2 separate regions of the Homo sapiens genome follow, and region 1 is linked to region 2. A link is a contact called in ENCODE Hi-C or POLR2A ChIA-PET data. All regions are on one chromosome and are shown on one strand. The core of a region is the stretch at or near the end of the contact, and the rest is flanking DNA. Distances in the headings are between cores, read along the strand shown. Region 1 overlaps TMEM192 (transmembrane protein 192). Region 2 holds the start of TMEM192 (transmembrane protein 192).

The links. Hi-C counts contacts between places; a loop is a spot of excess contacts on that map. ChIA-PET counts read pairs that join two places held with the same protein, here RNA polymerase II (POLR2A). Pooled maps may share reads with other maps.
Region 1: a loop to region 2 is called in a map of gastrocnemius medialis, with 4 times the contacts of the local background. The contact joins the enhancer-like site here to the promoter of TMEM192 in region 2. A Hi-C loop is called at or near these places in 1 of 168 maps with a recorded cell type or tissue (gastrocnemius medialis) and 1 of 50 pooled maps. POLR2A ChIA-PET finds 5 or more read pairs at or near these places in 6 of 52 experiments (BJ, Caco-2, MCF 10A and 3 more).

Annotation. Positions count from the first base shown.
Region 1 is chr4:165,078,060-165,083,479 of GRCh38, forward strand. TMEM192 (transmembrane protein 192) reads right to left here. Exons shown (of 6, transcript NM_001100389.2): 6 at 1-1,737. The coding sequence ends at 1,599. Among named protein-coding and RNA genes, the nearest start is that of TRIM75, 27 kb to the left of the region's middle. Within about 2 kb of position 1,577, at least 2 of the 41 ENCODE cell types and tissues checked have a DNase peak (open chromatin) inside an H3K27ac peak, as active enhancers do.
Region 2 is chr4:165,111,610-165,117,279 of GRCh38, forward strand. It overlaps TMEM192 (transmembrane protein 192), which reads right to left and starts at 1,251. Exons shown (of 6, transcript NM_001100389.2): 1 at 1,138-1,251. The coding sequence starts at 1,164. RefSeq lists enhancers at 527-766, 1,547-1,606 and silencers at 797-1,056, 1,225-1,423.

The sequences.
Region 1 (5,420 bases), core at 327-2,826, 33 kb before region 2:
AGCCATACACAATCATCTTTATCTTAGTAGAAAACTTTTAGAATGCCCCGGCAATGGCTGTATCTAAAAGAAACAGGTATTTGCCCTCCATAAGTCAAATAGATGTGGCCAAATCAATATATCCCTTGCCTATATAGTTATATCGAACACATCCCTATATGGTTACATATCAAATATTGAATATTCAGCTAATGATCAAAAAAGATTAACACAGTCATAAATATCCCCTCCCCTCATATTCAGCCTTCAACCAAAAGTCTTTCTAAGGCAGCATATAACAGTGCTAACAGCAAACTGACAAATTAAAGGGGCATACTAGGAAAAATGGAGAAATAATGCCATTTGCTCTGAAAAATACTTCAGTTTTATCTTCAGAATCAGATATGTTTAATATCTGCATATAACTTAATATGCATTTCTTCCATTACAATTTTTAAGTATAATCCAAGGCTTTAAAAGGTATCTTTTTTTTACAGTAATTTAAAATTATAGAAGATGCCTTTCCTATAATTGAAGTTATTGATCAATTGAAGGTATAACCAGACTGAAATATACAGCAACTTCTTGAAGAATGGCAAAAATAAAGTGAAAGTTCTAAATTCTTCTCTGAATTTTTCAGCTATTGCTAATGGAAGGTGCTGCCAATATAATAGGCAACACAGGTTCGTCTAACACAGGTCGGTCTAACACTGGTCCAAGTAATCAATCATCATATCTTATTTCTTTTCTTTTTCTTTTTTGTTTTTTTGAGACGGAGTCTCGCTCTGTCGCCCAGGCTGGAGTGCAGTGGCGTGATCTCGGCTCACTGCAAGCTCCGCCTCCTGGGTCCACACCATTCTCCTGCCTCAGCCTCCCAGGTGGCTGGGACTACAGGTGCCCGCCACCATGCTCGGCTAATTTTTTTTGTATTTTTAGTAGAGACAGGGTTTCACCGTGTTAGCCAGGATGGTCTCAATTTCCTGACCTCATGATCCGCCGTGCCCAGCCCTTATTTCTTAAGAATAGAAAACTGTAGGAATTTGCATAGTAGATCACCTGGTGAGACCTCAGTCCTATGGTGAGAAAAATTCTCTATAAAAGCTATATGGTCCATGATGTCATCCAACACCACATAAGCATATAAAATACATGATAAGGCTCTCCAGGAAAAAATATTCACAAGAAATAATGACTTCTTTCATCAGCTTAAAAGTGGGAAGAACTTATTTGATTAAAACCCTGTTTAAAATCGATTGTCTTGTTAGACTTCCCCTATCCATAATGAAATCATTACAGGGTTCTAATGTCAGGTGGAAAAGTGTTGACTATGGAGTTGTTTAGCCTCTGATCCTAGGATAAACCAAGCAGTTAAATAATTTCCAAAAGTACAAACAGACATTCCCCTCAAGTTATCCGGGCTTCTACAGGTACTTTTCAAGTGACCCACAAGCCCTATATTTTAAACAGCCACAGAAGTCAGAACCAAATTCAGGTTTCCAACAAACACTGTAAAATGCTATTCAGCAAAAGCTGCAGTTCCCCGTGGCAGCTTGTCAGGTGGTCAGTCAGTCTCAATTACTCTGGGTTCCTCTGCAATTGCTGTCATGACCGTGAGCCTCTCACGTTCTACTTGGCTGACAGCCCAGGTCTGAGGAAGTGAGAGCCAACAATCGCTTACTCAGCAGCGCATTGTGTCGCTTCAGGTATTCAATGGTGTCTCCTTGCTTTTCAACAATTTCTTCTAGGCTTGAAATAGTTCTGCAAGTAATCAAGATATAAATGGGTTACACATATTCACCAATACTCATTAGTGTCTTTGCAAATGAGTACCTACTAGTTTTTAGTAAAGCATATTGTATTTGCCACCTTTTCTTAGATGTCAGAAGCCAGGGTAATATTGCCAAATAAGATTATTTTCATAAATCATTTTAGTAACTTCTACTCTTGAAATAAATTTAAAATGCTATAAACTTTCACACCTCTATGTTTTAAAAAAGGCCATCATTGCTTTATTTAAGAAGGATCCTAATTTGTTAGAGTAAGATAATTGAGTATAAGTAATCAACTTAAATGGCGTTTAAAGATAAATAAAGGCAAAATTCATTCAATAATCAGATGACGATTAAAATAGACTACTCTGACCATGGGAAACAATTTTTTAAATGTATGGCATTTGTTTATTTTTGCATTTCTCCTTTTTTCTCCCATACCACAAAAATGTATCTTTTTGCACCTGACACAAATAAAAATATTATATAAGTATATAAAACAAACAAAAAAAATCTAACTCCTTCCTACACTACTGCCCCAACCCACTTCGGTCTCACTGCTCAGAAGTAATAGCTATAAAGTGTTTTTAATTTCCTTCCACTAATTTAAGATATTAGTACTAGGAATAGTGATGATGATAATGATAATGACAATAATATGCCAGATGAATTTTAATGTTGACTAAAAATTGCCTATTCAAGAAATAAAATGTTATTGGATGTGTTTTACTCAGATATTCTATATGTGCTAAAAGGGAACTATTTCAAGGGATGGTAAGTGAGAAATTCAGCATGAAAAATATCACATGGGAATGGTCCCATGTGAACAAAAAAGATTTATTCTTAGAAATAAATAGTTATGCTTATAAATAATGTGGTTACAGGAATGGGCTATGTAACCACATTACTATTATTATTATTTTTTGAGACAGAGTCTAGCTCTGTTGCCCAGGCTGGAGTGCAGTGGCATGATCTCTGCTCACTGCAACCTGCACCTCCTGGGTTTAAGCGATTCTCCTGCCTCAGCCTCCCAAGTAGCTGAGATTACAGGCGCCTGCCACCATGCCCAGCTAATTTTTGTATTTTTAGTAGAGACAGGGTTTTACCATGTTGGCCAGGCTGGTTTCAAACTCCTGACCTCAGGTGATCTGCCCGCCTCAGCTTCCCAAAGTGCTGGGATTACAGGTGTGAGCCACCGCGCCCAGCCAATAACCACATTATTTATAAGCATAACATGAAAAAAACTTTGAATATGCTATTATTTATAAGTATATTCGGAAAAAGACTATCTGAATTCTAATCCTGACTTTGTCACCCACAGACTGTGTGAACTTAATAAGTTACCTAAACTCTCTGGTCTTCAGAGGTTAACACAACAACAAACATTTAGCACTTAATATGTATAAACCACCTAGGAACCTCCCACTCTTTTTTTTTTTTTCTGAGCTGGGCTATTCACTGAAAAAATACTCTTTATATAAAGGTTTTCAAGTTATCTTGATGGAACTGAGAAGGGATATGCTCTGAGTAGAGTCAACTCTTGTATATACTGACTTTTTTTTTTTTGAGACCGAGTCTCTATTTTTTTTTTTTTGAGACGGAAACTTGCTCTGTTGCCCAGGCTGGAGCACAGTGGTGCGATCTCAGCTCACTGCAAACTCCGCCTCATGGGTTCATGCCATTCTCCTGCCTCAGCCTCCTGAGTAGCTGGGACTATAAGCGCCCATCATCACGCCCGGCTAATTTTTTTTTTTTTGTATTTTTCAGTAGAGATGGGGTTTCACCATATTAGCCAGGATGGTCTCGATATCCTGACCCCATGATCCACCCGCCTCGGCCTCCCAAAGTGCTGGGATTACAGGCGTGAGCCACCGTGTCCGGCAGAGACCGAGTCTTGCTCTGTGGCCCAGGCTGGAGTGCAATGGCGCAATCTCGGCTCACTGCAACCTCTGCCTCCCCGGTTCAAGCTATTCTTCTGCCTCAGCCTCTAGGATTACAGGCATGTACCACCATGCCCGGCTAATTTTTGTATTTTTAGTAGAGACGGGGTTTCACCATGTTGACCAGGCTGGTCTCAAACTGCTGACCTCAAGTGATCCACCCTCCTTGGCCTCCTATAGTGCTGGGATTACAGGCGTGAGCCACCATGACTGACCATCTTCTTTTTTTTTTTTTTTTTCAACACAGAGTCTCACTCCATTGCCCAGGCTGGAGTGCAGTGGCATGATCTCGGCTCACAGCAACCTCCGCCTCCAGGGTTCCCGCGATTCTCCTGCCTCACCCTCCCGAGTAGCTGGGACTACAGGCGTGCACCACCACACCCAGCTAATTTTTATATTTTTAGTAGAGATGGGGTTTCAGCACGTTGACCAGGCTGGTCTTAAACTCCTGACCTCAAGTGATCCACCCGCCTCAGCCTCCCAACGTGCTGGGAATACAGGCCTAAGCCACCACACCCAGACCTGGACATCGTCTATATACAGTAGACTTTCAATTAACATCCCTGTTCCCTGCCCTATGTTCCACTCCTGGGCATCCTGTTCATTTCTGAGTTCCAAGTCTCTCTGGGGCTACACAAAAAGAGTGGCTGCCTCCTTGGCTTTATTTCTCCCCGTGTCCTCTAAATGTAGCCTCTCTGCCCTGTGGTATTGTCTACCGCTCCTTCATCTGTATTCTGTAGCCCACACATTTTCAGAAATCACTCAACCATCGATGGTCCCTTTCTCCTCCAGTTTTTCTGCTAGTGTGGGTAGGTTGGTCTTTTTTAATCCTTCACTATCCTTTTGGAAGGATCTGGGGAGGGTGAAGGGATAAACGTGTGGCTAGATTTACCTTCTTTCATTGGAAGTTGATTCAAATTTTCAAACTGAGATGCATTTTCAAAGAAGCATTCCATACAAATTTTAAAAGTAAAAGAGGAATATAAACTGAATTTTTTTTTTTTTGGAACAAAGTTTCACTCTCGTTGCCCAGGCTGGAGTGCAATGGCGTGATCTCGGCTCACTGCAACCTCTGCCTCCCGGGTCCAAGCGATTCTCCTGCCTCAGCCTCCTGAGTAGCTGGGATTACAGGTGCGCACCACCACGCCCGGCTAATTTTTGTATACTCAGTAGAGACAGGGTTTCACCATGCTGACCAGGCTGGTCTGAACTTCTGACCTCAGGTGATGCACCCGCCTCGGCCTCACAAAGTACTGGGATTACAGGCGTGAGCCACCACGTCCGGCATAAACTGAATTTCATTGCCCCAAAGTTAACCCCATGAGGTGAAGGGAATACATTTTAAAAAGCTTTCCATTAAGTCATAAGAGAGCAATATTAGGTAAACTCTTCAGTGCTCAGGGGGAACAAGATGAAATATGAAAAGGGTCAAGGTCAGGAAGAACAGTCTCTGAATTTAATAAGCCCAAAAGTCAACAAAGAGATAATCAACAATTGATACTAAAGTTATTCCTCTATTTAGGTTAGAATGAAGAAAAAGAGTAAACAAAATAAGAAGGCAGATCATGGTAAGTGAAAAGTGACAAAAAAAAGTTGTATTTTCTAGGGGAAAGAATCTATTTCACTAAAGACACCTCCGTTTTCATAGTTCTGTACGTATTGAGAATTATAGACAGTATAATCCAGGCTTCAAGAAACCGAGGGTAAAGGATTCTAGAACTATCAAGATATC
Region 2 (5,670 bases), core at 1-2,500:
ATTTTGCTTTAAATATATATGAGTCTCAAATCTACTTACAGGTCTTACAGTTAATTTTCCATTTTCTCAACTGGAAAAAATAGAAAATTTTAGTTTCATTAGAAATTGTTTGGTCTTTATTTCATCAAGATTATTTAACTGGTTACTGCACAAGAATCTAAGCTACCGTAATGCTGGAACTGTTTCATGTTTCTCTTCCTTTTCCTGATGCAGTTCATTCAGTGATAGGATCACAGTAATATTCCTACTAATTTATTAACCCAAATTAGTGCTTTACAGTAACTGTCAACTTTGCATTTCTCAAGAGCAAAAATTTTATTACTTGCCAGTGGAAAATCCAGTTAACTCTCAGCATACATACATGTTTCTCCTAAAAACACCTTACGATACTGAAGCAAAGAAATAAGATTTTTGTAATTATGCTACCATTCTGTACTATACACGCTGTAAACTAGGCCACTGGTTTTTTGTTTTTTTGTTTTTGTTTTTGTTTTGGTAATCTGGTTTGAATCTATCAAAGATTTAAAAACCTTTGTATTCCTACCATGCTAGATTCAAAACAACACATGACACTTTTTCTCTCGTGTGGGTTTCCAGGCCATGATAGCGACAGGTCTGCGGGACGCTGGCGCCCGGCCCGAGCGTCGTTGTCACTCCAAGTCCACAGCCTCTAGAGCCAAGGCAAGGGACCTCACCAGGAAGGGAGATTCGCCCCCTGTGCCCCTGGGACGTCCGAGCGGAACCCATCGGCCCGGCTCCCGGAGACTCGCGGGGAGGAAGGGCTGTCAGGCCAGGCGCGCATCACGTGAAGCTGCCAGTTCCGGGATCAAAGACGTACCCCGCACGTGGGCTGGGCGCCAGCCTGGGACCCCCGGGGGCCGCGCGCCCACCGCCCAGGAGCCCACCCCAGCCTCCACTGGGAAAATTAGCCCGGAGCCAACGTGTCGCGGATCCCACAGCCGCCTGGAGCCCTCCCAAAGCCCCGCGCCCAGGCCTCCCCGGGCACAGGCGGCGCCCCCTTCGGCCGCGGCCGCAGTCGCCAAGGGTGGCTTCCCTCTCTGAGTCTCCGCCCCGTGCGCCCCGGCACAAGAAAAAGCGGATTCCGGGGCCAACCGCCCGCCGCCTCCGTGCACTCACGTCCTCCATCCTGCCCCCCGCCGCCATTTCCCGACGCCGGAGGCCGAAGCCCTGGCCAGCCCGGCCTCTCCACCTGGACCTGTAAGCCTCTGGCCGCGAAACTCGCCACCTTCTGGGACCTGCCAGGCCCCTCCCCAGACACACCCCCTCCTGCGTCCGCCCCGCCTCCGGCTGGCCCGATCCCCGCCCCCTTAGCTCCGATTGGCTGAGATGGTGGGAGGGGTGTGCCGGCCCAGAAGACCTGGACTGTGGGCGGTGGCTACCGCCTGAACCACCTCGGTTCCTGGGGCTTCTGGCCGCAGCCCCTCGGTGCGCTCTTACCCAGAGACTTGAGCATTTAAGGATGCCTTCCTAGTCCAAGAATTTAACTATTTTCGGGCTCCACTTGCATATTTTAAGAACATTAACTTTTTTCGGTCTTGCCTGGTTGTTTGCAGACACAGCTCTACGCCTAGGTAGAACCAGCGGTAAAATCCTACTCCGCCAGCAGAGGGACAGGAGCAGAATAAAGATTCCAATTTCCATGACATATTTACAGATTTCTCCAATGGGAAACAAAGCAGTTCGGAATGCTTACGGCGTTCGTTTATTAAGACAGAGTCTCGCTCTGTCGCCCACGCTGGAGTGCCCTAGCACGACCTCGGCTCACTGCAGCCTCGAATTCTTGGCCTCCTGGCCAGTTCTCCCACCTCAGCCTCTCAAAGTACTGAGATTACAGGCGTGAGCCACTGGGCCCTTGTTTCTTTTAAAATTGAATTTCAAAAAGAGAAAAAACTTCAATGACATTTTCTAAAAAGCTCATGATTGTAAAAATGTAAGCAAACAAGGAAAGAAATTTTCTGTTACCAGCTCCCGGAGAGAACTTTGATATCAGTTAGAATATATACACTCATACATTTTTTTGGTGGGGCGGCGGAGACGGAGTCTCGCTCTGTCGCCCAGGCTGGAATGCAGTGGTGCAATCTCGGCTCCCAGGTTCAAGCCATTCTCCTGCCTCAGCCCCCTGAGTAGCTAGGATTACAGGCGCGTGCCACCAAGCCTGGCTATTTTTGTATTTTAGTAGAGACAGGGTTTAGCCATGTTGGTCAGGCTGGTCTGGAACTCCTGAGGTCAGGTGACTCGCCCGCCTCGGCCTCCCAAAGTGCTGGGATTACAAGTTTAGCCACCGCGTCTTGCCCACTTTCATACATTCTAATGCTTATTTGTACATTGAGTATAGTGTGATCCAGTTTAGGATGTGTGAGATAAAACTACGCAAATGTTAGTGAAGGAAGAGATGGTGTAAGACTCCACGTGATCTTCTTTTTTCTTTTTCTTTTTTTTCTCGTAGAGACAAGGTCTCACTATGTTGCCCAGGCTGGTCTCATAATCCTGAGATTCTATGAATTATTTATCACAAGCCTTTTCTAGACGTGCAAATTTTCTTCTCTGCATTTTATTTTGAAAATTTTCAAGCCTACAGAAATGTTGAAAGATTAATACAATGAACATCCATGTACCCCTCACACTTGATTCATTAGTTGTTCATTTTTTGTCTTGGTTGCTCTGTGTGTGGGTGTGTGTGTTCACATACTTTTTTTTTTTTTTTTTTTTTTGAGATGGAGTCCCGCTCTGTCGCCAGGCTGGATGGAGTGCAGTGGCGCGATCTCGGCTCACTGCAAGCTCCGCGTCCCGGGTTCACGCCATTCTCCTGCCTCAGGCTCCCCAGGGTCTGGGACTACAGGCGCCCGCCACCACACCCAGCTAATTTTTGTATTTTTAGTAGAGACGGGGTTTCACTGTGTTAGCCAGGATGGTCTCGATCTCCTGACCTTGTGATCCGCCTGCCTTGGCCTCCCAAAGTGCTGGGATTACAGGTGTGAGCCACCGTGCCTGGCCATTTTTTAACTGAACTACTTGAAAGTAAATTGAAGACAATATGAAGCTTCATTCCTAGATACTTTGTTGCCTAAAATAAGGATATTTTATATTTTCTTTCATAACCACAATATCAATATTACACACAACTAATAGTAATTCCATGTTTACTAATAACCAATCTATGGCAAAAATTTTCTAAGTTGTTTCCAAAATGTCTTTTTTAGCTGCTTTTTTTGTTTTATTTTGTTTTGTTTTGTTTTTGAGATGGAGTCTTGCTATGTTGCCCAGGCTGGATTCACACTCCTGAGTTCAAGCAATCCTCCCACCTCAGCCTCCCAAGTAGCTTGGATAACAGGCATACACCACTGTGCCTGGCCCAGCTGCTGTTTTTTCTTTTTCAGTAACCAGAATCCAATCAAGGTTCACACATTTCATTTCATTATTATGTCAAGACATGCTTTTCTGTTGTTGTTTTCGACACAGGATCTCACTCTGTTAACCAGGCTGGAGCACAGGGGCGCTATCATAGCTCACTGCAGCCTCAACCTCCTGGGCTCAAACAATCCTCCCTCTTCAGCCTCCCAAGCATCTGGGACTATATGTTCACACATCCATACCAGGCTTATTTTTAAGATTTTTCTTTTTGTGAAGATGGGACTTTGTTATGTTGCCCACGCTGGTCTCAAAACTCCTGGTCTCAAGCCACCCTCCCGCCTCAGTCTCCCAAAGTACAGGGATTACAGGTGTGAGCCACTGCACCTAGCCAAGACATGTACTTTCACAGGGACAGCACACTGGTTAAGACCAGGGCTCCAGAATTAGTCATGGAGGTTTGAGTTCTGCATCTTACCAAGCATGTGATATTGGGCACTTAGCTTAAGTTCTTAGGAGCTGACTGGGCAAGGTGGCTCATGCCTATGGCCCCTAGCATGTTGAGACACCAAGGCAGGAGGATTGTTTGGTGCCTGGAGTACGGGACTAGCCTGGGCAACATGGTGAGTCTCTGTCTCTACAAAAGATTAGAACATTAGCTAGGTGTGGTGACGTGCACCTGTAGTAGCAGCTACTTTGGAGGCTGAGGTGGGGAAGTTTTAGTTTCCCTTTTACAGAAATTTTCTTTCCTTTTGTTTTGTTTTGTTTTGTTTTGAGATAGAGTTTCACTCTTGTCGCTCAGGCTGGTGTGCAATGGCGTGATCTTGGCTCAGTGCAACCTCTGCCTCCCAGATTCAAGTCATTCTCCTGCCTCAGCCTCCCAAGTAGCTGAGATTACAGGCGTCAGCCACCATGCCTGGCTAATTTTTGCATTTTTAGTAGAGACAGCGTTTCACCATGTTGGCCAGGCTGGTCTTGAACTCCTGACCTCAAGTGATCTGCCCACCTCAGCCTCCCAAAGTGCTGGGATTACAGGCGTGAGCCACTGTGCCCAGCCAGAGATTTTCTATTAAATAAAATAATGCATGTAATGCTCTTTATACAATGTTGTCTCTACAAAGCACTAAGCAAATGTTAGTCATTTTTTGTCTAAATCAGATTTATTAAGGCATTATTAACATACATAATCATTTTTGTTTGTTTTTTGTTTGTAAAGACAGAGTCTCACTATAGGCTGGTCTTGAACTCCTGGTCTCAAGTGATTCTTCTGCCTCGGCTTCCCAAAGTGCTGGGATTACAGGCAAGAGCCACCATGCCAGACCCATTGTTTTAATAATATATTAAAAATATGTTCTCAGCCCATATAATGCTCTAATGACTGTTAAAGCAATTTATATAAGCATAGCCCTGTAAATAAGTTATATTTAAAAAGTATCTGACACTTCATTTTTGTATGACTAAAGATCTTTTGGTGAAGATTCTTGCGTTTATTTACTTATGAGGAGTAAGGAGAGGAGGAGAGAAGCTGTTTTCCTAGTGTTGGGGCTCAGAAGATAATATCGGCTAGGCGCAGTGGCTCACACCTGTAATCCCAGCACTTTGGGGGGCCAAGGCGGGCGAATCACCTGACATTAAGACTTCAAGACCAGCCTGGCCAACAGACGAAACCCCATTTCTACTAAAAATACAAAAATTAGCCAGGCATGGTGGCATGCGCCTGTAATCCCAGCTACTCAGGAGGCTGAGGCAGGAGAATGGTTTGAACCCAGAAGCGGAGATTGCACCACTGCACTCCAGCCTGGGCAACAGAGCAAGACACTTTTCAGATTTAAAAGTTTAAAAATGCAACTAGCCTGGCCAAAATGGTGAAACCCCGTCTCTATCAAAAATACAAAAATTAACCAGGTGTGGTGGTGCGTGCCTGTAGTTTCAGCCACTCAGGAGGCTGAGGCACAAGAATTTCTTGAACCTGGGAGGCAGAGGTTGCAGTGAGCCGAGATCATGCCAGTGCACTCCAGCCTGTGTGACAGAGCAAGACCCTGTCTCAACAACAACAACAAAAAAAAAGAAGAGGATAATATCACAAGTATAGTGCTTTTGCATGCTGAGTACTTGAAGTGAAGGACACATTGGCAGGCCTCAAAAGCCAAGTTTCTCTATGACTTTTGAACAAACAGGCCTTGCTGACCCTGGTACTAAGCATTAAAGTAGATGCTTGTAAATTCTTATCCCTACTCAGTCTATTGTCATTAGATCACCTGTAATCCCAGCTACTCAGGAGGCTGAGGCAGGAGAATTGCT